Linked DNA regions of Mus musculus: regions 1, 2 and 4 are each linked to region 3. Evidence: chromatin loops called from intact Hi-C (ENCODE). Cell type or tissue: left cerebral cortex. All regions are shown on one strand. Region 1 overlaps Sik2 (salt inducible kinase 2). Region 2 overlaps Sik2 (salt inducible kinase 2). Region 3 holds the start of Sik2 (salt inducible kinase 2). Region 4 holds the start of LOC115487294 (a small nucleolar RNA gene).

What was found. Hi-C counts contacts between places; a loop is a spot of excess contacts. Peaks named below come from ENCODE experiments on the same cell type or tissue, not always from the same donor. Only the 100,000 strongest peaks of a DNase experiment are listed, where the experiment ranks them.
Region 1: it touches region 3 in a loop (2.8-fold over the local background); 4 of 42 quality-filtered maps call a loop at or near these places.
Region 2: a loop joins it to region 3, with 2.3 times the contacts of the local background. A loop is called at or near these places in 2 of 42 quality-filtered maps.
Region 4: it touches region 3 in a loop (5-fold over the local background); 11 of 42 quality-filtered maps call a loop at or near these places.

What each region holds. Positions count from the first base shown.
Region 1 is chr9:50,890,013-50,898,012 of GRCm38, forward strand. It overlaps Sik2 (salt inducible kinase 2), which reads right to left. Exons shown (of 16, transcript NM_178710.3): 13 at 7,361-7,471; 14 at 6,632-6,723; 15 at 5,332-5,949; 16 at 2,789-3,377. The coding sequence ends at 3,347. It also overlaps a transcript of Ppp2r1b not described here. Among named protein-coding and RNA genes, the nearest start is that of Gm25558, 6.1 kb to the left of the region's middle. In left cerebral cortex, a CTCF peak has its summit at 5,996; DNase peaks (open chromatin) are centred at 3,038, 3,863 and 5,779.
Region 2 is chr9:50,908,188-50,916,187 of GRCm38, forward strand. Sik2 (salt inducible kinase 2) reads right to left here. Exons shown (of 16, transcript NM_178710.3): 7 at 7,255-7,475; 8 at 5,197-5,349. Among named protein-coding and RNA genes, the nearest start is that of Gm25558, 24 kb to the left of the region's middle. In left cerebral cortex, no CTCF peak of the experiment used is centred here; a DNase peak (open chromatin) is centred at 4,115.
Region 3 is chr9:51,003,442-51,011,441 of GRCm38, forward strand. Sik2 (salt inducible kinase 2) reads right to left here and starts at 5,632. Exons shown (of 16, transcript NM_178710.3): 1 at 5,300-5,632. The coding sequence starts at 5,434. In left cerebral cortex, CTCF peaks have their summits at 3,636 and 5,893; DNase peaks (open chromatin) are centred at 3,649, 4,854, 5,706, 5,819 and 1 more place; H3K4me3 peaks cover 2,526 bases; H3K27ac peaks cover 1,705 bases.
Region 4 is chr9:50,796,508-50,804,507 of GRCm38, forward strand. It overlaps Alg9 (asparagine-linked glycosylation 9 (alpha 1,2 mannosyltransferase)), which reads left to right. Exons shown (of 15, transcript NM_133981.2): 9 at 3,612-3,734; 10 at 5,431-5,585. LOC115487294 (a small nucleolar RNA gene) reads right to left here and starts at 7,675; the gene lies at 7,536-7,675. In left cerebral cortex, a CTCF peak has its summit at 4,671 (motif pointing right); DNase peaks (open chromatin) are centred at 2,072 and 4,681.

The sequences.
Region 1 (8,000 bases), 110 kb before region 3:
AAAGTGCAAATAGTTTCTACCACTCTTCTTCAACTGCAGTCCCCCAGAGGCAGACTGGCCCCCACTAGGCTGCCCCCTCCTGCTGCTTTCTTCTTCTTCTTTTTACCCACGAGAACTGAGGATGCTTTGCCACTTGAATTTCCGTGACTTAGCAATCCTGTCGGGTAGGCATCGGTTATCTGCACTTGGTAATGTAACACTACTCCATCCACCAGGGTGTTGTTTGTATTTCTATTTTTAAAGCTACCCTTACTCACCCATTTTGGTTATGAAAAATGGTAGCACTCTACCATCAAAGCATATTACCATTTTGTAATCCTCAAAGTGTCTAATAAGCCTTCCTACTTGACAGGACTTAATGGTAAAGAAATTCAATGGGCATAGTGACACACTCCTTTAACCCCAGCACTTGGAGGCAGAGGCAGGTGCATCTCTGAGTTTGAGGCCAGCCTGCTCTACAGAGTGAGTTCCAGGACAGCCAGGGCTACACAGTGAGACTGTGTTTAAAAAAATTAAAAAAAATTTTAAGAAAAAAAGATGTTCTAGTGCCTTTCCTTTAGGGTAAAGGTTGAGTTCATAATTTCTAGTCAGTCTCTTGGGTTGACTGTGTTGACTAAGTAGTGGGCCCTTTTGGCCCTTTGGCAATCAAGGAGGAGGTATGTCCTTCAAATATATACTTATAGAGAAAAGTACTAGATTGCATAACTTTGAATAAGCAAACGTCTTTGATGTAAGCCCAAGCTTTTGCAACTTACTGGACATTAAGACGGCCAATCTGTGGTGTCTATGTTTCCCTGTGCAGTGCAGTCCCCCAGAGAGCTACAGGTATCATTTAAGGGCACTTAGAGCCAGGCAGCTGTCAAATGGAGGCTGCAGCTGTGGGGGCAGGGCTCCAACACAAGCCAAAAGCCAAAAGCCAGGCAAGGAAGGTGTGTATCCCTGCCATCCCCACTTCTGAGCTCTGTGACCTCAGCTAAGTCGTGCATCCTTAAGAGCTTTGCTTCCCTCAGAAAAATGGGCAGAATCTCTCTAGCTAATCCTGCAGAGCCAATGTGGGGGATCTAAGCAAGCACTCAGAAGTGCCTGGTACATTGCTGAGAACACGGACGGCAGGCTGAGTAAACATGACTTGTAAGACCCATCCGTGGTTAAGCTGTCTGTCAATCAATGCAGCCAGCCACATGCCCAAATCTGCTCACATAGTATATGGACATATGATGTGTGGTGCAACTAGGAATGCTGGGAGTCTTCTAGAATCAGCTAGGTTGTTGTAACTGGGTGAAAATGGCTCAACAAATCAGTGAGAAGGTGTTCGGAGAGGAGATTTTAGGGCCCAAAGGACCTTTTAAGGCTCAATATCTCATTTCACATGCCACTGAAGTGGTGCAAAAAGCCATGAAATCTCTCACTTCTCTGAGCCCCCAAGCCAGGGAAGACATGTGTGTGTTCTGAAGTGTGTTTTTGTCCAGTGTTGAAACAGGTTGACTCTGCTCTTGTCTCCCACAAATCATTCTGAAGGTAAGTTCTATAAAAAGTTTCCAGAAGCAACAAAGTGATGAAGATCCTGCCTGGGCAGCGACTCCAACTTACTACCTGTTCTCCAGTTTCTACCTTTGATGTCTAGGCACAGAGAGACGGAGCGGCTCCAGTGGCTTCCGAGGAGGCAGTAGAGGCAGCCCAGCTTAGGGGCACAAACACAGCAAAGGTCAGCCCAGCACAGGGACTCTGTAAGACCCACTGTGATCGCTGGCATCAAGTGACACTCCATATTGTCTGTCTCTAAGTGACACTTCATACTGTCTGTCTCTAAGGAGAAGGGGTGTAAAAAAGTTGCCTGGACTATGAATTTTCTGTAAACTAACAGGGAACTTAACTCACTGTTGGTATGAGTGTAATCCAGACCAGAGAAAGTCCGATCCTGATATATTTAAGAAGCAGGCTTGATTAGAGACTGGAGAACCTGCAGAGGAAGGAGAGCCCACTGGATCCCATGTCCTGAGCTGCTGGCACACCTGGGGCCCTTGATCATCTGGCCTAGAAGCTGCTACTTTTAGCTCCTTCAGTTTCTGGTTCATCCCCAGCTGAGAACAGCCTTTCCCCAGTCCCTTAGGTATAATGGCTCCTGGGGTATAGGTAGAGAGGTCTGTGATGAATGCTTGCTGAGTACTCTATTTAACAGAGCTCTCGGGAGGGCAGAGGGTGCTACTCCACAGGGTGCACTGTACGGGGGGGGGGGGGGGGGGCAGGAACTCAGTTATAAAAGTTAGGGAGGGCACATGAGAGGGAGAGGCTGAAGTCCTCCCTCCCTGACACCAGGAACACATCTCTAAGATAGAGAGGCCTTGGCTTCCGCTTTCCTAGGATGCAAAGCACCAGGAAGGGCTTTGTTCAGACCAGCTCTCATACCTCACGTCACTCCCAAAGGCTTCTCCTGGGTCCTCACTATCCCACTGGGTAGATTTAGAGGGCTATGGACATAAAGAACTGCCCCCACCCCCGACCTTTGTTCCCAAGGTGGCAGTTCAGGCAGCCATGCTGGGGCAAGTTGAGGGCTGGTGCTGGTCACGCAGCTCCCTGGAATAGAGGAGTGGGACCCGTATCGGTTGTCTTCTGTTGCATTAACATCCTCTATTTGCCTTACAGGGACCAGCATGTCAGTTGCATATAAATACTAGAGACACACTTGCCCAACTGGAAATTGCAGAAGCAATGCATTTCCCCCAAAGCAGAGAGTAATACCCCTGGATAACAAGACCATAAACAAAAAAATAAAAGAGTACCACACATATTGCACTTTTTGCCGAATGGAAATTTTACCTCATGTTTGGATCACCAGTCTCTTTGGAGAGGCTAGTTTACAGTAACAAAGCTAAGGGTTACTATACAGTAGTGTACACACTGCTGATGTGAACCGACAGGCAGACACGTCAGTATTACAAAGCTGCCTCTCCACGAGAGAGCCTAAGCCTTCTTAGTGTTACTTTAGTACTTGTGAGGAGAAAAGGCTTGGAAGCTTCCATGAGTCACTAGGTGGGGGCAGACACAGAAGCAATCAGATGAGTGGAGGGCCCATTGCTCTCACCAGCTTCCACCTCAGGACATAAAGGTAGCCGTGGAACTAGGGATGTCTACTTGAAAGGAAGGAAGGAGGAAATGGGAGCTTACGACAGGTTCCGGCAGGATGGTTCTCGGTCTTCACAAGGCGACTGTCCTCACCTCCTCTCTGTGTCAGTGCCTAACAGGCTTGGCCGCTGATGAGCGTTCCCAGCTTCTCTCTGCAGCCTTTAAACTTCTGACAGCCTCTCCGCAGCCCCTCATCTGTTGCCTAACTGTCCTGCCATAGCTGCTAGGTCTCCCGGGCTAAGCAGCTCACAACCCTGTTGGGGGACAGGGGTTTATGCCAATCTGCTGTGGTCTGATCCTGCAGTCCTGAAATGAGCAGCCCCCATTTTCAATCTGGAAGGCATTTTCATTTTGTCAATATTACAGCACTTGTGCAGTAAATGCTGGGACAACATTCTCCTTCAGTCTAAAGAAATCAAGCCCCACTTTATAACTTGGCTTATTTTGCAAAGCTTTAAACATATCAGAGATCTTAATGAAATGATCTCTCCAATGAAATTATCAATCTTAAGTACGAGGAGGAATAGAATGAATAAAAGAAACACAAATTATCCTTACTGGATTTTTAGTTATTAAATCACAAAATGACAGTCCCTCCTGCTATCTACTCCTGCTGTAACCCACAGCCCAATTCCAAGCAGAGCGCATTTCCAAAGCAGCCTGGCACCAGTGGGGAGCCCAACAACTACAGTCTCTGGCCAGCCTCAAGGACTGCTTGAGTCACCAACACTGGCAGGGGCTGAGCTGGGCTGGGCTGCGGGCCAGGATGGCTCTCCGGAGACTTCCCATGCCTAGTCTTCCCTTGCCTGCCTGGACACTTACTACAGAGAGGAAAGGCAACTTATAGGTGTTTCTAGAGGCAGCATCTGTGGAGTAGCTCTCTTCTTGTGCTTTAAGGAAGACGCTTTGTGCTTAGTGCATTCATCTGCTGATTGGACAAGCCACTCTAAAGAATAGAAATTATAATTTTATAAACAATACTGAGCCTGTAACACCTGGATGTCACTGTGCAAACAACAGATTACTAGTTACTTTTAGATATCTGTTGACTAGGTACAGCATCTATTTTTCAATTAAAGGGTTAAGCTTTTCTCATAAATGGCTAACACATCTGAGATTCTTTGATATTGCTATAATACATGAACATTTCATACAAATCAAAAGTTTAAGGAATGGAGAATTCAGATCCCACATGGTGGAAACAGATTCAAGAACCTTTGGGTTTAGCAGGACATAACTGGAAAGCTTGGTTCCTAGAGAAAGGAGTGTGATGAGCTGGGGAAGGCACACACTACACAGGGCATGTGAAAGTTCCTTTGTTGTGCGTCTTTAAAATGTCTAAGCCCTGTATGAAACTGCCTGCCCAACGTGCAAAGCTCCATAAGCTCAGGACAGCACGGTGGGGAGCAGGAGTCACCAAAGGAATCACTCCAGCACAGCACACTCCAGGGGCTTCCTGGAGGCTGTGCAGGAAGAGCCTGGCTTCCCAGCACAGGGCCCAAGTTCCTGAGGCTCCCTGGTTTCTGCCTCAGCCTCCACTGGGATGAGGCTCCTGTTGTTACAGGTGAGGGCTCTGGAACCCTGCGCATCCTAACACTCGGCCATCCAGGGGCACTGTTGAGAAGGTGTTATTGCGTGCTCCCAGACAGGGTTCTGGGATCAGTACCAGCTGCTACTCAAGTGTCCTGGAAACACAACTTAGGCTCTGCTGCTTTGTGATGGTCTTGAGGACACCCTGCATCAACATCTTGATATGCCTTGAAGTACTTTGCTGTTGCCTAGCCTGGCTTTAGGGAAATGTATCCCCTTTCCCTCCCACTATGTGATATATACAACACACAATTTGCCTTGCTTTCACCAAGGTAAATGAATCTTTGGTGTAAAACCTAGGTCTATGCTGTCACTTTATACAAACATTTGTTGGTTCCTCCTTTGAGAGCTTGCTCCATGTTACCTTAGGGCATACACTCCCGCTTCCAACTACATTCTAGCCCTTGGCACAGAAAATTCTGTGGTAGGACAGAGCCAGGAGGAACATCTACCCTAGTCAAACCCTGATTCCAGTTGGGAAACCCGATTTTTCCCCATTAGGGAAAAGGGGAAAAGTAAGCTTTAAATTTAAATGGATGGAATAAAAATACAAATCCACAGTCTGCCTTCACTAGAGCCACCTCACTTCCTGATTGAGATTAATTCACCAGGACATACCCATTGTGTTGTGGATCCACAGCTTCTACCATTTCACAATCAAAGAGTCCAGGGAGCTCAGAGAGGGCCAGTGGGTCATAGCTAGATGCGGTGTCCTGAAGTCCTGAGCTCCTGGGACAGTCCGCCCCTGTGAGGTTGCTCTGCTGGGCTCCATCCACAGGATAGTGACAGGAAGCAGGATAGTTTGGTACAGAAGAAGTGGTGCTTGGCAGCTCACAAGTCTGATAGGAGAACTGTAAGGAGGTTGGAGCAGCTCCTGGCTGCTGTGGTGGAGGGGGTGGTGGTGGGGGTGGTGGCTGCTGATGTTGCTGCAATTGTGAGGGTAAGGGAGGTGGAGCCTGGGGGCCGGGAGTAGAGGGCAGTGGCTGCAACTGCATCTCTGGGTATTGGCTGAGGAAAGAGCTAAATTGCATCTGCTCAGAAGAGGGCTCGAGGACAGGACTCAGGGCCTGGGTCAGGCTGAATGATGGGGGCTGCTGGGATGTCAGTGGAGTCTCCTGGTGGGGAAGAGCCAGCTGCTGACTTGGTCCAGGGTAGGAGCTCTCTGCTATCTGCATCTGATTAAAATATGCTTGCAGCTGAGACTGCTTCTGGAGGAAGAGTCGCTTCTGTTGGAGCCTAAATTGGCAACACCAAAAGATTATATCTCAAGTGAGTGTAATATAAATGCAATACCAGGCATGAACTCCAGTTTCCTATTTTTTTTTTTTTTTAAGTTTTGAGAATCTTACATATAGTTCAGGCTGGCCTTAAATTTGTATCCCCCTGTCTTAGTCACAGGAGACTAAGGGATCCCAGGCATGCACCATCACACCTGACACCCCCACCCACTATTTCTCTCTCTTCCATGCAAGGGGAAAGTCAGAGGAAGAATTCACCACTGTGGGTTTTGCTCCTATCTGACTGACCCCTCTGATCTAAGTGAGCGCCTATACATTTTCTCTAATTACTACGAAGACTGCTCAGAAACAGAGACCATCTTGGCAGGGTGATGATTAGGGTGGTTTCCCGTTGGCCGAGCAGCTGACATAAACAGCACCACGGGGAACGCCCAATCACTGCTTTAGGCCACTGCTTCTGAAAGCTTAGGGCTGAGCGTAGCCCAGAGAAATACAAGGAAATGGCAGAGCGCATTAGGGGCTGCTGCCACCTGGCCAGCTTATACTCCAGGCTTCTCAACAGTCTCATTAACACCAGGCCTGAACAGACAATGACCATGTAACCAGTGCATGGTCCTAGAAGAAGCATTCTTCAGGCTGCCATGAAAACAACTGACTTTACTGGCCAAAGGCTTCCTTACCTATGCTCCTGTAGCTGCTGTTCCAGGCTCCGAGGTGGCTCTTTACAATACACTGGACAAGGACTCTGGGCCTTTGGCAGAAGATTGGGCTTCTGGAAGGTCAGAAGAGCAATAAGAGCTTAAGCATATGCTGTTACCTAGGATGCAGATGAGGTGATAGCATCACCCTTTGGCTGCCTGTCTTGGTAGTGTATCTAGACGTGGCCTCCAGAATCCCAGGTGAAAGCATGGACACTTGCCCACTAGAACCCTGGACGAGTGGCGTTAGGTCAGCAGGTCTGGGCATCTAGCTCTTGCCTACTTGTTTTCCACTTATGAAATTCTTCCAGGACTGGGACGCTCATGGAGAACAATGAGAAAAGCAGACTTCATTCTTGACGGGAAGGCCCAGTGCCTGTTAAGTGATTCATTCTGAATGGGACCTATGTCAGTCATGTCATTTTTTTGGATCTTTATATACCAGAGTAGACAGCCTTGCTAAAATTCTGTAGATTACAGATTTATCTTATTATTCTATAAAATTAGAGGTAGGCCAGGTCTCTTTCCCAGCATGTGATGGCATTATCCTTTCCTTCTGTCAACATAGGAAATAAGGCTAAGTTTGAGCATGTTTCTAGCCACTAGTGTAGGATTAAATTACCTGCCTATAAGGAATAAAACAGCTACCTTACATAACGGAAAACAGGCTTCCATGATAAAGGGAGCCAGACTAAGAAAGCTAAGTCCTACCTGGAGTCGATGCTGTAGGTACTGGGTTTCCAAGCTTTGCTGTGGTGAGAGCTGAGGGTGCATGCTGGCAGACAGGCTGGAGACACTTTCCTGCTGCTGGGAGATTTCCTCCTAAGGATCAAGGGAGTGGACATTTCAATTGCTCTGTGAGAAAGTTTCAATCCATAGTTTAAGCGCCTTTGCAAATGACTGGGTGGAACCCAGACCCCACATGACCTAGCACAGAAGCTTTGCCCTAACTGGGAGGTTGACGATTGCTTTTCAGAGAATCTACAGTATTATCTGCCCTCAACCATTACCTCATCAGTATTACAATTAGAACAAGAGCTCCTGCCTGCTGTGCTAGAAGGTGCTTACCTACCCGTGGGCCCAGGATACTACAGGATGCACTCAATATTGCCTCAAGAAATAGCAACATTTATTCTATTTTTAATGTGACTAATCCTCATATTTAATAGTGATTTCACATCTACAGTAGTGATGAGAAGCTTCTAATTGGGTAGTGTTCATCTCTCTCTGTGTGTGTGTGTGTGTGTGTGTGTGTGTGTGTGTGTGTGTAGTCAAGGGAGACTCAGAGTCATCCATATGTAATCTGCCTGCTTTGTGAGCCCAAACTAGATTGAGCCTGTAAGCCTCTATC
Region 2 (8,000 bases), 95 kb before region 3:
TTATAAACTCTGGGCCTACTGCTTGTATCTCTTAAGTGATGGAGTATCAGACATGAGCCACCACATTTTGGCTTTCTGTGGGTGGTTCATTCCATTGTTCTGTCTCCTTTGTCAATGCTTTAAGTGAACAAGGACAGGCAACTCTCCTTCTAGCCATAGCCTTAGAAACTGGCAGAATAACTTTTCAGATGTGCTTTGAACATAATAGACACTGTGACAATCTGGGGGACAATCATCATACCAGACTCCCATAGGAAGAAGCAGAGCCTCCATTTTCCCTGCTATAGTTATGGCAGAAGATACAGGATGCTGACTGTTAAATTCACACAAAAAAGGGACAAAACCACATGAAATTGTAATTTTTTTTTCCAGGCATGGGCTTAATTTGTAGATCTATTACTTACTATTTCCATGATGACTTTAATCAGGTAATTTAACTTTCTCTGAATCTTTTCTTAATTCATAAAAATGGGTGTAATACCCACTTCATAGTGAAGTTAAGGTTGAAAGGTAATACGTGAAACCCTCAGCTTAGCATCATAAACTCTCTTCCTCCCAGTCTTAAAATGACCCCAAGGACAAAACAACTGGACAAGAAGACGAATGCAGTTTTGGAGTCAGCCAGTCTCTCATGGCTTCCAGTTGGAATTTTAAGTTGATTTTTGCTGTTGTTTGTTTTTGTTTTTGAGACAGGACTTCTCCATGCAGCTGTGGAACTCACTGTGTAGTCCAGGCTAGCCTGGAACTTATAGAGAGCCAATAGCTTCTACCTTCTAATTGTTGGGATTAAAGACATACACCATCATGTTTAGCTAAATTGATAATTCTTGAGGAGACATGTTCTTTCTATACATCTCAAAATTTTGAGTATACTTAAAACATAGGATACATTGTGATACTAATAAAACAGCAGCAAGCCATCTGTGGCTAGTGGATGGGAAACACCACAAAAAGTGCTGTGTACTCTCTGAGCACAATGAAGGATCAGCTTCTTGCTCATCTTTTTTCTTTGGGGTTATGTTGTATATCTTGGGCATCTCTCTGGTTACCACACAACAATTTCATTTCCTAATAAATGTACATTTAGTACATTCCTACCCTATCACCAGCTTTCAATTAAAGCGTAAAACAAAATGGTTGATTTCTAGTTCCTTAATTTCTTAACCTGTTCCTTCTGTCTGAGAGCAGGGACGCCTTACTTGAAGATACTGCACTGGAAATGAGATGCCGTATCTGATCACAAGGCTGCTCTAGCTCCATCCTGTTTCCCTAATTCTTTATGCTGGACCGAGCTGTATCAGATTAAGTACATCACACTTTCCTTGACAACTTTTCCTTCCTTTCCTTTCTTTTTTTCCTCTCCCCCTTTCCCTTTTTCCCTTTCCCTTTCCTTCCTTTCTGTCTTTTTTTGGAGGCAAAGTCTTATTTTGGAGTTTTAGCTGGTACTGATACCTTAATCCTCCTGTCTCAGGCTCTACAGTGCTAGGATTCTAGGCACACTGTCACACCTGGTCTCTTCCACAAATTTTACATTTGACTTGGACTGCAGAAAGTGACCATGAACTTAGATTGAGGAATAATAGTTTGGTGTGGCTTCCTAGGAAACAGAATGGTGTGTTTTACAAGTCTGTGTGAGCTGTCTTTCAGAAGCTGGGGTATGGCATGGTTGAGTATTTAACCTACAAAGCCCTGGATTCGATCCTCAGCACTGGGCGAAAACTGTCCTTTTTAATCAGGGAGGATATCACGCACAAAGGTATTCTCAAATTATAAAGGTGGTGAGAGAATGTTATGTTACTATGTTGTCCCTCCTGGCCACTGAGTTACAGGCCCTTGTTACATGGCAGGCTGGTATTCAAGAGAGATGTAAGACACACAGGGTTTCCCCACAATCCATGTGCTGAGAGGGCACAACAGAAGGTAGCCATCTATTAGCTTAGAAGAGAGCTTTTGGTAGAAATTTACTGCAGGCACCAGATCATGTGCCTTGAGCCTTCAGAACCTCAAGGAAGTAAATGCTCATCTGGCATTTTGCTATGGCAACCCAAACAACTTAAAAGTAAGCTTTGTCCTATGATTGTGGAGCAACCGCTAATCAGCAATTAAAGAAAAGAGACGACCATTTCATTTTCACCTGCTTAAAGCTGACACAAACTTGAAGTAGGAGGGTTGTTAAAAACTAGTATTTAGGGTCGATGAGAAAAATGTAAGAGTTTTCTTTTCCTAAATCGTTGTCTGATATTTCTGGTACGATATACAGTGAATGAGAGTACTGACCACCTACCTACAGTGAGCAGCTCACTGTTGTCTACAAAAGAAGGGTCCTCCATCATTAAACTAATGACTCCCTATGAGCACGGGGTGGCTCTTGGGTATTTCAGGGGCCTCAGTGGCTGTGACACTGCCTTGCAGATGGGAGCTGTGCTTTGTTGAATGCAACTATCCCCATAGGTTGACTAGTTTTATCTTGGTAGCAATCTTTTTTTGGGGGGTGGGGGGAGATTTATTTTTATATGAGTACATTGTAGCTGTCTTCAGACACACCAGAAGAGGGCATTGGGATGGTGATGAGCCACCATGTGGTTGCTGGGAATTGAACTTAGGACCTCTGGAAGAGCAGTCAGTGCTCTTAACCGCTGAGCCATCTCTCCAGCCCTTGGTAGCAATCTTATTAAGGAGGCACCATTTTCCTTTTATATTTAGGAACACAGGATCTCAGACATCCTTACCTGAGTAAAGTCATTCATCTCTACATGGAACTTAAGGTCTGCGTGATTCTATAGTGTGTGTGGTCTCTGTATTAGATCATGCTGTTTTCTCAGTTTTGTTTATTGCAATGTCAGGGAACAAGTGATCTACACTCTCTTTAAACAAACAAACAAAAATCAGAGAATTAAAACAAAGATGCTCTATTAAAACTGTTACATCCAAATAAACAGAGAAATTAGCTTTTTAACAAGGCACACTAAAACACAGAGGGCAGGGAACAACTCTTCAGCTGTGGGACCTCCTTGTTAGAGGGCCCAGAAGGCACTTTCAACAAGTTAGTAGGTAAGCTGGGCAGCCTTCTATTAGAATTGGACACATTTGAAATTACAGAATGCAGTTTGATGCTGACCTGGCCAATGTGTACAATGAAAAGATTGTGTGGTGTGCTTAGCAGTAACAAAGTCAGTAAGCAAAAGAAGCCATGTATACTATTTACCTGTACCTCAAGTCAAATCAAATACACGCTGAGCTATCTGAGGGATGTGCTTACCACGAAGATCAGAAAGGATGTCTTGTCCAGTAACACACGCACATGCTGGGGAACAACTGCTGATGAAAGAAAGCCCTTACCACTCTCACTTGTGAATGAGTAAGCTTATCTGAGAAAGTCTGTAACTGCATTGGGCATCCTGCTTCCTATCCCTCTGTCTAGACATACTTGTACATAGGAAGCACATCACTATAGATCACTACTATCAACACAGCTCAGGAGTTCTTTTGTCCCTTTTCAATCTTGCTTAAAAGCAGTGCTATTCAATTTTGAAGATTCTTGAGTGCTTAGAAATACTCTGATCCACATATCTGGAGCTACACTGATATAGTATTCCCTCACATTTGCATTACCACATTATTTTTAAGATATTAATATATATATATATATATATATATATAGTTCGCCCGTTAGAAATCAAGAATGTTCATCCCCCTCCCTTCTCGTGTTCGGTAGAAACCAATGCAAAGCTCCTTATGTGCCTGTCCATCAGAATCCCACTGAACTATGAGAATCCTTCTGAACTCACAGAAGCAGAAGCATCCTAACTGGGAGAAGCACTCCTTTCCCAGTCTCTACACAGAGCGAGACCTCTCAGATCACATCCTCTCCTGGCACTGAGCCATGACCCCACTCTGCCCCCACTGAGGCCTTTGAGGACACTGAGAAGACGGTCATCTCTAACTCTGCTGTAGAACAGACACTCAACATTTGCTTTGTACTATTCTTGGGCTTCACAGATACCAACTCACCTTGTCACTGCACTTAGTGCCACGACCACTTTAAAAAGCGAGGCACAGAATCTGGGGTTTGCTCTGGTGTTCCTGAAGTGCAGTTGCACCTCCAAATCAGAGCTAAGCCCACACGAGATCTGCCATTCTTGGCCTTCATCCCTGTTCCTCCCAGCACCACATTAAATCTTCAGCATTCTGCATCTCACTTGGTATGACAATCTTGTAAGCATTTCTCATACATTTCTGCTCTTCCAAGATAGAGCATGGTGGCACATGCCTTTAATCCCAGTACTTGGAAGGGACAGGCAAAAAAATGTCTGAGTTCAAGGCCAGTTTAGTCTATATAGCAAGTCCTAAACCAGCCAGTGAGATCCTGTCTCAAAACAAACAATAAACAACCTCCTGCCCCTGGTCTCTCCTAAGCAAACCATCCTTTCCATCTCCCAGACTACCTACCTCATTGTCTGCAGAAGCTCATGATCACGTCCTCACCTATAAGTCATCCTTGGCATTTAGAGCTTTTCACAATATGGCTTCCACTTACCACTCCAATTTTTATTTCTGTAGACTTCACTTCAAATGGGCTGAATTATTAGGAACAAGACCTACAATGGTCCATGTGAGCAGTTGTGTCCATCACTGGGTGTCTCCTCTCTAGTCACAATGTCTTCAGTACTTCCTGTCCCTGTCAAGGTCTCACATCTTCATGAAGGCCTGTTTTACATGTCATCTCTTCCATGCAGCTACCTATTCTCTGAGCCTCTCTCTCCCTTGCCCTCATCCTGCTTTGAAGGATGATTCTGGTTGTATCTTTGCTTCTGTGATACAGCTCTGAGAGCGACGATGGTGTCCCATGCATTCAAACTCTTACAGTGCCTAATAATAGCACTTGCATACAGTCAATATGTAAAAAATTCTGTAAATGAACTGAAAGTACAGGCTACTTCCATTAATTCTCAATATTAGCAAATGATTAAAAGACAAAATACCTCTTAAAAAGAAAAGAACTGAAAATAAAGCTAATCCTTAAAAGGAGGAGGATGCTAACAGTTTTCAGATCTAGTGAATGACAGTGGATGAAACTTTCTAGAAAAAACTGTAGAGGATGAGATCCTAACCGTTCGTACCAAATGATAAAAAAAATGTGTCCAACATAAAAAGGCACATACAAAATGAGACTAGTGGCTACATGGCTGTTGTTACCTTGGCAACTGTTTGTTCAGCAATGGTGCTAGGCCGACGCTGGCGGCCATCAAGTCTCTGCTCCACAGGAAAACTGCTCCTATGTGATTTTAGACGTTCCACCAACAAGAAATAAATGGCAGCAAAGTGATTATAGCTCTTGTTTTGCAAAGACTGAAAGAGAAAACAGGTGCTGAAGGTAGAAAACTGTGAAAACCAACAAAGGGGTCTATACCATTTTAAAGAGGGGGTACAATCATGTATCCTGATAATGAAATCACAAAACCTTTTCTTTCTGTCTCATGTCTTCTGAGAAGGGAAGCACAGGCTCTGCCATGATATTCAGCCCAAGGGCACTGGACCAAGTGTGCCCTCTGAGATCCACTCACAGAAATTTCCACAATAATTCTGGCTTAAGATTTTAGAGGTGTTATTTTCAGTCCCATAATTTTAGGCACCAAGGTACTTAAAAAATACAGTAGTGAAGTATACCTCTGAGCAAAAACCTTTCCAGAATTCAGAGACAGGAAGACATACACTTCAGGTCTCTAGATTCATCAAAGGTGACATCTTTAAATGAGTGTTTGGTTCTATTTCTTTATTTCTTATCAGGGATCCATTAATTTTTCTGCATTAAGAAAAATGTCCCAGCATTTGGGAGGCAGAGGCAAGATTTCTGAGTTAGAGGCCAGCCTGGTCTACAGAGTGAGTTCCAGGACAGCCAGGACTATACAGAGAAACCCTGTCGAGAGAGAGAGAGAGGGAGAGAGAGAGAGAGAGAATGAATAAATGTCATCACTGCTTCACACAGTGGCTGCCAGTGCTGTGATATGGCCCTATCTCACAGTGGTAACTAGGTGTAAAGTTGATCAACTCCCTGTGCTCAAACTTCTAACTTTATAGCTTGACTAAAGTTCAAATCATTGAAAGCTCTGGTGAATGAACAAAAGCCTTTGTGGACTTTCTGGTGATTATTTTGGGCTGGAGAATGACATCTGCAGCTAGATGGAGAGTCAGTGTGTCTGCATTCTTAGGTAATCTTTTCCTCTTGTTTTTGCAGCTCCACCCTTTGGAAGTCTTGAATATAAACTTGCTTCCCAGAATTTTCACATTATTAGTCTGCCAGCTTTCCCAGGATGCCAATGCCACAGAGAAACAACTTCTCATTTGGCTTCTAATTCTACCTGACAATCTACTGTGCTATATGGGGCAACATGGATCCACAAAACCCGCAGAGAAAACAAAAAACCCACAGGCCAGAGGAGCCCCACAAAAGCTGCCATCAGGATCTACTCCATGGGTAAGCATGGGAAAATGTCACTGAGTGCACAATGCACAAAGCAAGAAAGCAAGTTTGGTTTTGCTCATGGTTCCAAGAGGTGACAAGATACAGTGTCCTCAAGGCACTGTCCAATCTTGGTGGGGCTGTTGTGCAGGTACTACATCTGTTCTCTAAGCATGCTAACTACTAGGTAGAAAAAAAGCCAAAAGGAAATTTCCAGGTTTATAGAGTTCTTAGTTCTATAACCATTAATACTTACAAATCATAACCTACTTGCCTGCTTAACCTGGTTCTCCTCAACCCTACTGGCGGTTTTCAGTCTCATTCCTTCCTTTTGGCTCTTGGCTCAGCCCTTACTCTTGCTCCATATATGTAGTCCATATAAACTATTTTAATACCAATATGAAATCCTTGTTTCACTTTGGAAGAAACTTTCTACTCTGTATTTTTATGAGATAGAGTCTCATCATGTAACCCTGACTATCCTTGAACCCACAGAGATCTGTCTGTCTCTCAGTACTGGGATTAAAAGTGTGCCCCACTATGCCCAGCTTTTAAGCTTCAATCTTTGCCTTTTCCTAACCCTCCAAAATTCTTTTCTTGGGTGTTTTGGCAGACAGGGCAAAGGAAGGGTTTAGAGATTGAATGTCTAACTATAAACAGAGCCTGACATAGTCCTCAGGGAACCAGCCACTAGGGACGAATGTGCTAAAAGACAGGAACAGTGTGGTCATGGAGCTGCAAGCCCCAAATGCAGAAGAACATTTAAACCTCTGCAGACCTCTCCGTCACTTTACCTCAACAGTCTTCTGCTGATCAATCCCAAGGCTGTGCATCAGTCGAAGAACCTGCTCATTAAATTCTCCAATGGACGGCTCGTTTTCCTGTTCTTGTGGGTAGAGAATAGGCCTCTGTACAGGAACCTCTATGAGCATCCACTTGTGCTCCTTGATTTGAGCTATGCTTAGCCGTTTGGAAGGATCTAGGACCAACATCCTTCTAATGAGGTGTTCACAATCTATAGAAAATGCAATGTTAAAAAAGTCACATATATCAACTTCAAGCATACTAGCATGGCCCATGTGACTTGTACAACAATCTTTGTATCCTTCACTTGAAAGCAGAAAGACAAATGAGTAAATGAATATATAAATGATAGACTTGTCAAGTTCAGATGCTGAAGAAATATTTAAGAAACACAGGTAAGGGGGGCTGGCGAGATGGCTCAGCGGGTAACAGCACTGACTGCTCTTCTGAAGGTCCTGAGTTCAAATCCCAGCAACCACATGGTGGCTCACAACCACCCTTAATGAGATCTGATGCCCTCTTCTGGTGCGTTTGAAGTCAGCTACAGTGTACTTATGTATAATAATAAATAAATCTTTTTTTTAAAAAAAAATCACAGGTGAGAACAAGGTATCTGTATGCTAAAGGAATCTTTCTAGTGCATTTCTCAAACTATCTAGTCATAGACTTAGATTTCCACTAAGGAAAAAAAAATTAAGCTTCATTCTCAGAACAAGCACAATGAACTGATCCTCGG
Region 3 (8,000 bases):
TCTTTTAACTATCAAAACTGGATATAATAACTGGATATTTCTATTCTTTGAAAAATAGAATTTAATATGAATTTTAAATGAAAAAAAAACTTTTACAGAAATCACTTAAAAAATACAGATGTAGGAGGGCAAGTAAAAGTTCTATTAAAAAGGAAAGGGAGCTATCATAAGGAATTCTGTGATCCATTTGATGCCAAGGAAGTGAAACTTTAATCAGCAGTGACTATAAATCAAATGTCATCATGTGAATCCAAGGAGGCCAGTTTCATGATTTCCAAATAAATGTTTTCTTAATTGCCTGGTGCCAAGATAGAATTCCTTAGAGGACTTAAAATGAGAACACACTAAACTCTGTTAAAGGTAAAAATTTCTGCAGATCAGAAAAATTTACACAACTCTAGGCCAGCTTAGTGGGTAAAAGCACTTGTACTGGCCTGGTGACCTGAGTTCAAATCCCAGGACCCATATAAAGGCTGACAGAGAGAACTAAATCTACAAAATTGTTCTTTTGTTTCCACATATGTGCCACAGTGCTATAGCATGCACATGCCCTTCCCCACCCCTCTCTCTCTCTCTCTCTCTCTCTCTCTCTCTCTCTCACACACACACACACACACACACACATAAATCGAACATTTACATAACTCTTACTGTGAATATTTGTTTTCCCTTCCCTGATAAAAGAGGTAATTTTAATAATATTTAGCAAAACAATTTAGCAATTCCTTGCCTGAAGACTAAGAAACCAGAGAACAGTCTAATAAAGCCTATACACACTATGACCAATCAAAGTCCTATTTCAACACACAAAAGATCACATCCAAGCCTATTTACACATGCTAGTGGTTAAGACATTTGGTAACAGGTCCTTCTATTGCACATAGTACAGCTATGTCTTAAAATCCAGAGTATTTTTGCAGCACAAGACTAATACCAAAGCTACTGAAAAGAGCTGCAAGATGTCAAAGCAAAATATAAACCAACTGTTTAAAAGCCCTCTTAAAGAAATACCATGCTCATGGCTTAACATGCCCTTCTTTTGTTTCTACTTTTACTATAAAAACATAATTCTAAACTTTGTTTTTGGGAAATGTTAAGAAATTCTACACGTTAAGGTGGTAGACTGAGGATCATGCTTGAACATCCAACTCCCAAAATACACACAGAAAACTTTCTGGTGAACAAAGACAATTTTCAGACAGCCTCTGACAGTTGCTCTGAGTCCATGTTCTCTTGGGGGTAAGCAAGTGAGTAAGCAGCCTAATTCCTACAGGCCACTTTAATAAGGTAACTTTTAGAACTTCTCCCAAGTTTCTGTACACTTGTCTTCATATGACTAATAGAGGTAAGCAACACAAAAAGTATGGTACTGAGTGAGGAAAAGCCCGTTATCTGTAGAGAGAGGGAGCTGAAAACACTGATGGCTATCTCTGGGTGCACTACTGAAGGTACAAGTAATTAGTTTCATTTATCCATATTTTAAGATTTTTCAATAGTAAACATAGATTAAATAGTAAAAACTCTTGATTGTAAAAAATTATACCTTCTCAGTAATTTCTCTAATAATTACCAGCAATTCCTTTTCCCCAAAACATTTAAAACCCAGTCTTAGATACACAATTATGTTCCCTATCAATTGTTGAAAACTGGAAATGATATAATAGTCAATAAGAGAATCATAAGTAAAATGGGCTATCTACAAAGTTGAATTCTAAACTGCTAAAATACTGTAAAAGTTATATATGATAAACAAAATGTAAAATGTGTGGGCACAGACATATATTCTATGTCTTGCCACTTATAGAAAACAAACACATTAAGAATACTAAAAGGCAATGTGACATGTTGAGAACAATGTATTCCCACAATGGAAGAACTATATACTGTGTGCTATGCTCTCCTTTATTCTTTACATTTGCTATACTAAACATTCTTTAATAGAAAACAGAGCACTTAGAAGTAGAAAGTAATTTTCCTAGAATTTTTCTTAGACAAAAAACAAAACAAAACAAAAAAAAAAACAAAAAACAAAAAAAAGAAAGAAAGAAACCACCTCCTGAACTAACTATATAGTTAACTAGAAGGGAAAAATTGCTTCCTAATATAGTATTAATAAAACACTACTCAAGGACATTCATAGAACAGAAAACTAGCAACTACCACTGCCCAAAATAGTTTAATAGTTTAAATGGTGTTATTCTTTTCCCATTGTGCTAATTTTACAAAATTAGCTCCTGTAATTCATAAGCCAGCTTACAAAGATTTCATAAAGTATTATATTAGGAAACTAGATTCTACCACCCCCTTCCCTTCCCTTTTGTGTGCAAAATTTACACAGAGATGAAGCACATGAATACTGCTTCAGATGACGTAATTACATTTCTTGGTGTTAAGCCATTTGATAGATTAAACCAAAGTTAATGCCTTTTTTGTATACTAATTTTTTTCCTAAAAGGGAAACAGACTTCTCCCAAGTGCTACAAAAAGATATCTTATTTTTTTGTAAGTGATACAGAAGATAAAGAGCCATTAAAAATAAAAGTATCTGTCACATAGATGTTTAAACTAAGTCCTAAGATTTGTCTCAGGGGCTGTCAAGATAGCCAGCGAGTAAAGACACTTGCTGCAGACCCTGATGACCTGAGTTCGAACCCTAGCACCCACACAGTCGAAAAAGAGAACCAGATCCTGCAAGTTGTTCTTTGACCAACACACACACACACACACACACACACACACTCACGGAGGCATGTGTACACACAAATATAATTAAAAATGACTCTATTTTAAAATTGCCTCAGGATCAAACTTGATGAAAAAAGAGATGGCCACGTTCTAAAACACAAGCCCATAATGCTAAAATAAAGTACACAAGGAACTTCCATGGCACTAAATATAATCATAGTTTTCTAATAGTTTTCTTTTTCTTTTTGGTTTTTTGAGATAGGTTTCTCTTTATAGCTCTCGCTGTCCTGGAACTCACTTTGTAGACCAGGCCTGCCTCTGCCTCCCAAGTACTGGGATTAAAGGCGTGCGCCACCACCGAACGGCATTTAATAGTTTTCTTTATACTATTATTAACTGTTCTCATTTTAATTACTGCGGAATGTTAAACAATGAGAATCTAAAATAATGCAAAACAGTTGAAAATTTCACTATTTTATTTACAGTTTGCACGACTGTTCTATTTATCAAAGATACAGATATTTAGTAAATAAAAAAGTTTTTCCTAAAGAAAAAAACTCACTGAAACATTATTGGAAACTGAGTCCATGATTTTACTAAGCAAGTCTTCATGTAACTTTCTTATAAAACTTCAGAAAACCATTTTGCAAACTAAAACACCTACAAAGACTTTTAAGTATAGCAACTACTAGACCATTTCTATGCCTTAGTATCAACAATCACAAAATTACCACAAAATGCTCAGCCTTATGTTCTGTCAAAACAGAAAAGCACAAGTGAGGTGGAATCTATCACCTAAACGTTTAGCTTTTAACATAAAATAATTTTATACATATATACTACACACACCCCCTTTAGCAACTGCAAGAGCTTTCGTGAGCTGACAGGTGTCTTCAATCACAAATATAACTGATCTGACAGTCATAGGCAATGTTACTCCACAGTGCCCCCTAGCTCGCTTCCTAAGAAATATCAGCTTGAAAGGGACACCATCAGAATTGTCACCCTGAAGAGAATGTATAAATTGCCATCAGCGCCACTGAAGCAGCTCTGAGATACAACTTTAACTAAACTCTATCTGACAACAACTGACCACTAACTATTGCTAATAAGAAAAATCGTGTGGATGGATTTGTTATCCAACCACACAACAATGTAACCAAAAAGTTCAGACTCTCTCTGTAATGTGCTATTTTTGGCAGTCATTGAAAAGGACTCATAAATACACCCATTTAAGATACTTCCTTTTAATTTAACGTCGAGGTAAAGGTATGACATTTGGCCATAACTCTTTATAAAAACGAAACACTTTAATCATTACAAAAATGCTGGGGTCAAATTCAGCTATGCAAAAGTTTGGTAATGTCAATATACTTATCATTATAGCAATCTAGATTCATAACACTGGTAAATTTGTGAAAGGAAAAATTTTGACCTTGGTACTGATGCCCTAAAGAAGAAAGATTTAAGTGGTGTGTCAGGGATTTGTGAGGCAAAACAAAAAGTGAAGACATGTTAGACATGTCCTCCTTCTTTATGGAAATGGACATGAAGCAAAACTTTTAAGTACAACTGCTAAGAAAACAGTAAGGCTTTTAAATGCCCTTTACCTTACATAAGCGTAAGTCATCCTGGGCAGGGGGTGGGGGTGGAGGTCCTATAGTCAAAGATTAGAACGTTCTTAAGAACATAGTAGGAAAAAAACCCGAAAAGGATGAAAACTGGGGAGAGAAACTGAAAATCGGTGAAACTCAAGTGGCAATCACAAGGCAGAATAGAGTACGTCAAAACCACTAGGTTGTAGACTAAGAAATGGTTTTGTTTCGATCGTTTTTTTTCCAAGGTATTTAATTTGCACGTCTTAAAATAGAGACCCCGAGGAGAGCAGCTTGAGGCAATGGAAGGAAGAGGGTGGGCTAGGTAAGAACGCAGACTTGGGGAGAAAATATGTACAGTGCACGGAGGGAGGATGCTGGAGAGTCAATGTCAGGACGCTGTCGAGAGCTGAGTACAGTCCATCTGATGTGGCTTAAGGAATGCGTGCTCGCAGCCAGCATGCACACCTGGTAAAGGGACAACCCCAGAGAACGGTGCAGAGCTGAGATGACCATTTTTAACCAGCTCTATTGTCTGGTGTATTTGCTATACCTCCTGCAAGTGATCAAGCCAGCCAAAGAACCGTTTCAGAGACCCTGCGGGCCCAGAGAAGATGGACAGCGGCCCGTCCGCACCAGTCCGGTCCGCGTCACCCCCTCCTCGCCGGGCAGAAGAGGAGGGCTTGGTCCGGGCCGCGCTCCGCGTCCGCCGAGCCTGGGAGCTGCTGGTCCCCTTTCTCCGGCCGGCGACGTTGGTCCCCGCGCGGCCCCGGAGCACAGAGACTTCCCCTCCCACCCCACCCCCAGCCGAAAGCCGGGAAGACGCGGAACTTGTGCTCAGGAGCCGAGGCCACAGACCAGGTTCCCGGGTGGGAGAGTCGGGACGGAAGCCTGTGTGGCTTCCCGGGGACACCCCACACACACTCGACCTGCACCCCGCGGTCCCCGCAGTGCCAGGCCCGCCGTCCCCCGCCCGGGGCGCAACCGCGCCACGCTCCCGCCGAACCCCGGGGCCGCACCTCCGTCTTGGTGATCCGGTGCCGCCCCAGCTTCACCACGGCAAAGTTGCCCTTGCCCAGCGTGCCCTCGATGTCGTAGAACCCCACCCGGACTGGCCCGCGCTGCAAGTGCCTCGGGCCATCCGCCATGACCATGCTTGGCCCCCGCTGCAGGACACGGCGACGGGAACGCGAACGAACTGGCCGGCAAGAAGCGGCACGGAGCGGGCAGGAGGGCGTCGGGCGGCGCGCCTGGGCTCTGGGCGACGGCCGCGGCTCTCGCTCCGGCGCTGCTTCCCTCCCGCCCCACAGGGCCCAGCCAGGCGCGCGCCGGCGCTGACGTGAGCCGACGTCAGGGGGCCGGGGCAGGGGGCGGGGGCGGGCCTCCACCGGTCACCATGGCTACCGCAGCCGCGCCGACGTCGGGGGCGGGAGGGAGGGGCGGTGCGCGGGTCGGGCGGGCACGAGGCTTCCGGCCGCGGCGAGGCCTGAGAAGGCTGAGGAGGGCGTCGCGGCCGGGGGCGGGGTCGCCGTCCGCCCCGCCCCGCTCCTCCTGCCTTCCAGCAGAAGCGCAAGAGCGAGCCCTGGTGGGCCGTGCGGAGGATGCACTGGGCCAGTCTCCTGGAGGGTCGCCTGGCGGGCGCTCTCCGCCGGGGCAGCCCTTCCCGCCAAAACCTCTTCTTCAGCGGACTGCAGCGCTAAATTTGGAGCCCGAGGAGCACCGTGGCTGAGCAATGCATTGCTCACAGCCTCTTTTCTTTGTGTTCATTTTAGCTCCCTTGTCAGTACTAAATAAGTCTCTCCACTTTTTGACGTCTAAATTCCTACTCACAGCAGTCGGTCACTTGCAGAAAAAAAAAAAAAATGTCAGCGCTAAAGAGACCCCAGAGATGATTAAGCCCGGAATTTGGAATTGCTAATGGGCTTCGGAGTCTGGAACCTCTGAAATGTAGGTTGAGCATGTTAGTTGAGCATGTCTCTGTGGAGAGGTGACCCGGTATTATCCTAAAACGCTTTGGGAACTTGTAAACGGTTAAAAAGTATCTAATCCGATTTGTTTCCAGATGACGCAGCAGGCTGCCAGAATGAAGGGAGTTGCCAACGTCACACAGGTAATGCTAGAGTTCTAATTATAACCCATCACACCAGTCTTCCATATGGTGACCTAAGTAAACACAACATTTTAATATCTTGAAATATATTATGTGTGTCCAGACCTTGGTTCCTGGGTACCCATTGTCCATTAAAAGAAACGCAACTCGTTTGGGAGTAATGACAGCGGGGGCAAGTATAAGATGCTCTTGAAAGATCTAATATGAGTAAACCAGGGGATTCCTTGTATACAACAGGAAGAATATGTCAGAAGCCAGCTTGAAGGGGCCCACCAGTGCCAAATCTGAGCCAATCTAAGTATCAAAAACCAACAATTTTGGAAATACACTATAACACACATTACTTTTTATTTTGTGTAAGAAGTCAGAGGACAGGATGTGGGAGTTGGTTCTCACCTTCCACTCTGTGAGTCCTAGGGGTGGTTGCTGTAGGTAACTTTAGCCAATGAGCCATCTCTTAGGCCCTAGTGTTTTATTGTTTTGGGACTGTTGTTTTTTTTTTTGTTTTTGAAACATCATCTCACTATGTAGCCCTAGATAGCCTGTAACTTGCCATGTAGACTAGGCAGTCTCTTGAGTGCTGAGATTAAAGGCAGGTGTCACCATTCCCAGCCTACATTAAAATCTTAGAAGGAGCTCATACTTCATTTTGTCACTTTACTTTTTTTTTTAGACAGGTTCTCAGAAATATTGTATATGTGATAAGCCCCCTTAAATGTCTATGCCCTCCCCATCTCATTCAGGAAACTCAAACTCAGAACGGTACCCATGCTAGGCAAGTATTGTATCACTGAGCTATGTTCCCAGTCAGGATAAATGAGAAGAGGATGCATGTAAAAATTATGAAATCACCATTTTGTGGCTGTTATAGTAATAACTGGCTCAGACAAGAATTAACAATAGTTGTTAAAGTCATTGGGTAAAGTTTGGTTGGGGAATAGGGTATTTAAACAGTCTCAAAATATCTTTGGAATAAAAAAATCATTGGGAAGGATTAACAAAAGATAACAAATTATAGTGAAGAAATCTGACAGTCAATTTCCTGATAGAATGATCCTAGTTAGCAATTGGAATAAAATAACACACAGGGCCCTCTGATCTGAAGTACCCAGGACATATCTCTGAAGTGATATTACTTTAAAAGTACATATTCTGAATCTGTCACGAAGAAACAAAGCAGAAAAATGTAAACTGCACACATCTATCCCCTAATTACCCAGCATGCTTAAAGTTGCCATTGTCGTGAAAGAAAGACTGCAGAAGAATTTTAGATTTAAGGTCTTAAGAGACTTGCCACTAATGCAGCACATGGTCCTGGAAAAACATGGCACCAAGGAATACTGTCAGGGCAATAGTTGAAAATAGAATTGGATGCATATCAGATATAAGTATTCTTTCAATGTTGAACCCCTTAAAGATTTCTTTTACTTTTAGCTAAGTGTATGTGTGGGTATTTACATGCAGGTGTGCGTGCAGATGCCCATAGTGTCCCCCAAAGGGCATTAGCTCTCTATAGCTGGAGTTACAGGTGGTGTTAAGGCATCTGATGTGGGTGCTGGGAACTGAACTCAGGTCCTCTGCAGGAACAGTACTCCTTTTAAATCTGAGCC
Region 4 (8,000 bases), 210 kb before region 3:
AGATTTAGTGCCTTCTGTTGGCCTCCACAGGCACCAGGCTTGCGCATGTGAACAGCCTTACATGTAGGTAAAGCGCTCATGCACATGAAATAATAAGAAGAAATCTGAGAGCATGAGTTGCAAGATATAGAGAGCAGGTCCAACCCAAAGGATGGCTGAGAAGTTACTCGTTTGAAGTTCTGCACATTTTGGCTGAAAGATGGTCAGGAGCCCTGGCCAGTGTGGATGATGGAGTGACGTGCGCACACACACACACACACACACACACACACACACACACACACACGCACGCAGCGTGCTTCACACAGGATAATTTTGTTGAGAAAGAACAAGGCATTCAGGAAATACAGAGCAGTGTAGACTGGAACTGCAGAGTCATGGACAGGCCATGCCTATGGGAGTCAGAGGTCAGAAAGTCCTGAGTTCTGCCTCTGGTAGGGTTTCAAGTTCTCAGATGGTGCTCTCTGGCCCCTTGCCCCGTGCTCCTCATGCAGAGATCACTGAGTTGTCCCAGACCTGCGCTTTGCACCTTAGGTCAGGATCCTGTAGTCTGTGGATGTTTGCCATCATCCCTCCTGTTACCCAAGGGAAGGTCTCAGAGGGCCAGGAGAGCGAGTGCCTTTGTTATAGTGCCCACCATTTGTTGTTCGTAAGCTGACGTGATGCCTCCTAGGGGTCTGATGGCGCCCGCTTAGAGTTGACTGGCAGGCAGTGCTGTCCTGCAGCCTCTGCTCTTGCTTACCCTGGCTTCTTGGTGCTAGTGTGACATTTGTAAGAAGATCTATTATTTAGGTCCCACTGTCGTATAAAATTATAGGCCTTTGCAAAACAGGTTTCCCATCATTCAGTCTATGGATTAATAAACATGATTCCTTCTTTTAGCCTCTTTGAAGACTCCCTTAGCTCATTTGAGTGGAAGGAACAGAGGCACTTTGCCTACACAGGGAGACCCTGCTGCCAGCCTGCTACAGAGTCCTCTTGTGTCCCCTCCCCCCAAATGCTCAGCTTGCCAACCTGAGGTGCATTTTCTTGCACTGTCAACTTGGACCTAGCCTTGTGAGCATCAGCATGGTAAAGCCTGAGATGAAAGCTGCCACTCTTAGGGCATGCAAGCCATTGAATATGGGGGACACCCGCTAGCCGAATTAAAAGTCACCTTTTTATTTTATTTTTTGTTCCTTTTTTCCTTTTTTTTGTTTTTTTTTTGTCTTTTGTTATTTTATTTATTTATTTATTTATTTATTTATTTTGGGTTTTTTGTTTTGTTTTGTTTTGGTCAGTTGACCTTTCTTCAGTTTTGGCTTATTCCCCAGTGCTTGCTCCATCCTTCAGGGAAGTAAGCCTATTAGGAAATGTGCACAGACTAGCTGAGAGCTTGATAAATGAACACACGAAGATCACATAGAAGGTATGGTATAGTAAGCGATGGTAGCGACAGTTGCTCAAAATGGGGGTGCTTGCCAAGACAGCACCTGTATGAGCAAGCACCAGAGAGAAGGCAGCTTCCCTCCTCCGATGCTTAGCATCGTCATGGCTGCACAGAGAAGGAAGGCCCCCATCTTCTCTGGCTGGTCTCTTTTCTCCACAGGCCTAGATTTCTAGACTTTTGTTAAGAAATATAATGAGTCAAAGGTTGCCCTGTCTTCTTATTGCGGGAGAGAGTGGATAGTCACCTCTCAGAAAGCTGGGTCCTAAAGGATTTAGTTTAGAAAAAATGCTCCTACTAATTGAAACCCAGAGAAGACATTTCTCCAGAGGGTTTATTTAACTTAGAGACATGGGGAAGACAAGATTAAAGATGTCCTGAATGACCTGCTGGAGACAGACTTCCATTCCTACCGTTTAGCTGTCTGTGAGCAGGAGTGAACTTTCCCCAGAGGTGGCCCACAATTGAAGCGGGCCCTTCCTCAGTGAGCCCTCCCATTCCTCCAAGTGTTGCTGGCATTATGATTTTAGTCTCTGACCTTATTTTTGCTGTGCAAGCCACAAAGCGTTAGGTTTTTGAGTGTTCTCTGCCTCCTGATTACCTTTTTAAGCAATGCTGATTGCAGGGAATTGCTGTGGCGCAAGACGGATGTCACAACACACACTGATTAAAGCCCACACGTGTCATTCACTGCCTGATTGAAGCAATCATACAGGGGGAAAAGCAGAGAGGAAAACAGCTCATGTGCAGGGAGGGAGCTAGTTCTTACCACTTAGGCTTAAGGATTTTGAATTACAGAATAAAAACTAGTGAGAATGAGATTTGTTTCAGCCATTTTGCTTCTTTCTGTGTCCTTTGAGTTCTGAGCAGGACCTGGGTCTCTGATCTAATCTGTAGCCAAGGTTGGGGGAGTGGAGCTGGCGAGGCTGGAAAGATGGCTCAGTGGCTAAGAGTGTCTGCTGCCCTCATAGAGGCAACTAAGTTTGGTTTCCTGGTACCAAGTCAGGCAGGTTATAACTACGTGTACCTTCAGTTCTAGGGTGGGCAATCTCAACCTTCCTAATGCTCTGACCCTTTAATACATGTTGTGTATTATGCATGTGGTATAAAATTATTTTCCTTGCTACTTCATAACTGGAATTTTTGCTAATATTATGAATTGTAATGTTAGTCTCTGAAATGCAGGATACCTGTTATGACCCCCATGAAAGCATCATTCGGCTCCCAGGTTGAGAACCACTGCTCCAGGCATCTGATGCCTTCTTTGGCTTTTATAAGCACCTGCACATACATACACATAAAATACACACACACACACACACACACACACACACACAAAATTAAGCTGTTGATTTTTATTAAATATATATGTAATTATGGTGTGTGTATCTGGTTCTACGAAGACTAAACCCAGGGCTTCATGAATGCTAGGCAAATACCCTACCACTCAACTTATCCCTAACCCTGGCCATGAGTTATTCCCTCTTACGAAATACATGGTATCTTATATGTGTATAAAATAGTAATTGAACTTCTCAAGGGGTTACATAGCTCCAAGTAAGTTTATCTATTGGCTTTGATCATTTGGCCTACATATTGAATGCAGAACTTGAAGCCCCAGTTAAAATTCCAATGATTTTTTTTTTTTTTTGTTTCCTATAGCTCTGTGCTCTTAAGCTACCACTATTAGAGAACGTGTTTGTCCCATGTGGGTGTGGCGTTTGGGAGTAGGCACTGCAAATAGCCATTTGAGTTTGTAGGTGCCATCGTAACAGAATACTTGAGACGAGGTAATGAAGAGCATAGACTCACTTCTCCTTCTGGAGGCTGGGAGTCCAGTATGAAAGCTCTCGTATGTTCAAGCCTGCTGGTGCACTGGCACCGCATCACTGTATCCTTTAGAGGACAATTGTGCATCCTCTATGGTAGAGGAGATGATGGGAATAAAGTGAAATAGTCCAAGCCCAATGGTACACATCTATAGCGTCTTCACCAGTCTGCCCTTCCGTCTTCTGCTCTTGTGCTTCCTGTGCACAGCGGAGCACCAGGGAGAGCACAGGCTTATGGGTTTCCATTTAGTTGAGTGTTGGCTTGTCAGTGTTGCTTGAGCAGGAGAGTAAGGAAGTTACATGTGCTGTGACAGTGCTGAAGGCATCACTAATGATTTCCCATCCGTTTCCCTCAGGTACAGAACCATGGTATTTCTATTTAATCAATGGATTTCTGAACTTCAATGTTGCCTTTGCTTTGGCTCTTCTGGTTTTGCCACTGACTTTCCTTATGGAGTACCTGCTGCAGAGGTTCCATGGTGAGCGAGCCGCGTAAGATACGCTTGGTTTGTGGGAGGAGGAAGCAAGCAGCAGGTTGTGTGGAAATCTGCTTCTTTTAGTTTCCATTTTCTCTCTGTGGGAATGGCTGAGTGTCTGAGATTGCAGTCTGCATTTATAGATTATATAAACCCATGTTAAAGTTTGGTTAATTGTTTGAATTAAATAAGACAGAGAACATTGTAGCCCCTTAGGCAGTGGGTCTCAACCTGTGGGTCACTACTCCTTTGGGGATTACATATCAAATGTCCTGCATATCAGATATTTACACTGTGATTTATAATAGTAGCAAAATTAGTTATATAAAGTAGCAATGAAAATAGTTTTATGGTTGAGGGGTCTTCAGAACATGGAGAACTGTGTTAAAGGGCCGCAGCATTAGGAAGGCCGAGGACCCGTCTTAAGGGAGGGAGCTCAGTGTGGTTATGCTGTCACTGCAGAAGCAGGAGAGCAGCCTGACCTGGGTCTCCAGCCACGGAGCTGGGTGTCCGGTGCCTGCCCTGTGGAAGACACATCTGAGCACAAGTTCCTGAGAGGCTGGGAAGATGGACTGTCAGCATCTCAGCTGGATCTGACACCCGCTGATTGATCTTCCCTTCTCACCCGTTCAGCTGCTCTTGCTAATGGTTTAGAAAGCACTTGCTGTCTAGACAGTGAGGGGAATCTTCACTCATTTAAAAAGATTTAGACCATGATTTGTGGGGGTGGGGAGAAGGGAGGGAGAGGGAGGGAGGGGCAGGTAGCACACGTGTGGAGTCAGAGGACAGCTTTTGGAAGGCAGGATACATCTCATCACCCACTGAGCCATCTCACTGGTCCAAGGTCAGGAGGGTTTACTTCCAAAGAGTAACCAGTCTGGGGAGCTGATAAATCAGACCCTGAGGGGACTCTTGCCTGTCAAGCTATAGGCATAATGAACAGTAGGGGGTGCTGTGTGTCTGCCTTTGGTCTGCAGTCCATGTGCACCTCTCACTGTCAAGATGGTCTTGGATTCACCATCTCCCTCCCTCCCTCCCTCCTGATTCTTTAAGTACATGTTGGTTCCAGTTTTGTGATTTGGAGTAGATGCATATTATAGAGAAAGAGCGAAAACATAAAAAGGAAACTTCCTATTAGAGTATTTTTGTTTCCTGGGGAACAGTGTCACTGAGCTTGGTGACACTCCTGGAATCCTAGCACTCCAGGGAATAGGGTTTGGAAGCCAGTTGGACAGCAAAAGAAAACGGAGTAGACTGGGCTGGGGCCTGACAGAGGGTTCAGAATTGACACCCCCCCCCTCCATGCCTAGTTTAACAAACCTGCTGGTGTGTGCATGAAAGGATTATGCAAAACTTGGATTGGCTAGTTTGAGGAGGCCTTAGTGCTAGTGCGGGACACATTGCAGACATGTTCACCCAGCTAGACTCTACTAAGCTCTCTTACCCACTAACTCTACTTTCCCATGTGTTTTAACCAAATCTTGTATGTTATACCTCCCTCTCTAGATCTCTTGGAAGATCTAGGAGTGTGTTCCTCTCTGTTTGGTGTCAACAGACTGTCAGGATGAGGGTTGATGCCTAAGCTGAGATATTTTATGGGATGCCCTAGGGCATAGTATCACATTTAAATGAAAAAGAATTAAAATGATATATATATTTTTTTCTCATGTGATGCCGGAAATATTTTTCTGTCTTGCAGTTCAGAATTTAGGACACCCGTATTGGCTGACCTTGGCGCCAATGTATATTTGGTTTATAATTTTCTTCATCCAGCCTCATAAAGAAGAGCGCTTTCTCTTCCCAGTCTATCCGCTCATATGCCTCTGTGGTGCTGTTGCTCTTTCTGCACTTCAGGTGAGTGTCAGGGAGATGCTTGTCTGCCCCATTCTGTTTGACTTATTATATTATTGCTTGTAAGGCTTTAAGGGCAGGTGAATGTGAGTTACAAGCCAGCCTTAGCTCCAGGACAGCTAGGGCTATTCAATGAGACCCTGTGTCAGTCAACAGAGGCGACAACAAAAGCACGTAAAGACAAGTTACAGAGTGCAGCTCTATCCGTACCAAAGCCTGTAGAGAGCGGACTCTGAAAGCTCTGTGTAGTCATAAGGGGGCATTCCGCTCTGTTTGCTGGTTTGGTTTATGATATTCACTTGTCTCCTGTCAGTGGGATGCATTTACTAATACTTGAATATTTTATCACATGGGCCTAGTACATATGATGGCACTAGGGCAGACTACACAGAATGTCAGAGTCAGACAGGACAGGGACTTTGGGATTATATCGGACAGTTAGCAGTATGGGACACTTTCTAATCCTAATTTAACGCTGGGTCAGGTCAGTTCTCTGGAGGGTATAATTACACTTGTTAGATTCTCTCTGTTTATGATCTCAGCAGTTTGGAGCTCTTTCTTGCTACGATTTTCAGTTGTCACTTAGAAAAAAAATAGGAGGATAGGTTTTTGTTTTTAACAGATTTAATGAGAACTCAAAGTGTGAGTTCAGCTTTTCCAAGTATATATCTTTTTTAAAGCTTATTGATTCTTTTTGAGTTTTACATCCTGCATCTCAGGCCTGTTTATCTCCTTGTCCCCTCATATCTGCCCTTTGCTCCTGCAACACACCTCCAAATTAAACACACACACACAGCATAGAAAATGTCTCATTGTGGAAGCTGTAGTGGGTCACAGTGTCCCACAGTATATCCCTCTGTCCACACATCTTCACTTGTAAATGTTCATTGCAGTGGGTCTATGTTCTGGTTTGAGATCTCTGGCCTCAATATTGGATCCCCACCAGGACTCCTCCTGGTTATCCTGTTGTTGCCCTGTGTCCTGGAGGTCATGCAGCTTTGGATCATCAGGACTGGCCTTCGCACGCATCCCAACCATTCATAGCTGATGTAGATTTTGGGGTGGATCTGGGCCTGGGTGGTATCTGAGCTGGTCAGCCTCTGGCTCTCCCTTATCTGCACCTGCAGGATGAGCTCTCCAGCACGGCTTTGGCCAGGCCACCCAATGCTGCCATACACAGCGGGGTGAGGGAGAAGAGCCTCACCCCCACATCCATGCCACCAGGGCCAGCGCCACTGAGCTGCCTGCTCTCCGAGTGCTGCTGCCAGTGAGCAATGAGAGATGGAGCCAGCTCTCTAGAGAGCTACATCCAGTGAGGGGTGGGGCCAGAGAGCTGCATCCAGTGAGCACAGCCCTTAGATATCCACGTGTTATCCAGTGGCTGCCCAACCAGGGACATATGTTCACAAGTGTGACATGACTCACAGACATTGTCACCAACCCCAGATTCTGCATAGCCATGGCACATGGCCCTCAGCAGCAGCTCAACTTGGGACCTCACCATGGCCCTGGGAGGCAGGGCTGGCCACTCACAACAGGCTACTCCTCTCCACCCTCAAGTCTCCAGTTCCATCTCTTCACACTGCTCAAGCTTCTCCTCGTCTCTTTCTCTCCCATCTGACCACCACACACTCACACATTGTGGTGGCTCCTGCTGCAGGCTGGCCACATGGCCAGCGGGCCCCTGGGTGACATCTTCATTTTGTGTTGCATGGCGAGTGGCAGGCAGGTGTCTCTGTCCATCTGCGCCATGTGCAAGACTGCAGGTTTGTCTTCCCCCTCCCTCGCTGTGCTGCGTGGTGGAAGGCAGGGCTCTGTGTGTCTATGGCCTCCTGTGCTGTGGGGCTGAGGGCAGGTCTGTGAGTGTCTTTCCTTGCCCTTGGTGTGGCTGAGCACAGATTTCTGTCATCTTCCTCCCTCACTGTGCTGCCTGGATTTGATTTGATTTGATTTTTATGTGTCCTAGGCATAAAACAGCTTTGGTCACTAAGCCAGGCATCAAGTTAGGATGCACAAAGGACCGCCATCTGCTCTGTCCTGACTGATATAAGAACACCGCCACCAACAAGGTGTCTCTACCCAGTACCAGGGGGGTCCAAGTGTGTATCTTAGTGGCTTTATTTGCAGATGTATCACCCTCCAGTTTAGAAGATTTTTTTATCATCTCAAAAGCTCTGTGCCCTTTACCTGTTGCTCCCCACCCCTTTGTCTTGGTATTTGTATGTCCTCAGTCCACTATTGCTAATCTCCTTTGCATATAAATGTGTCTGCTCTGTGCATCCCATGTGATTGAAATCCTCAAATACATGTTCTTTTATGACTTGCCTTCTTCACGGGGCATACTGTTGTAAGGTTTGGGTATGTTAGGCTGCTATTATAGAGTAAACGTATATATAATTTTTCTTTTGAGATGAGGTC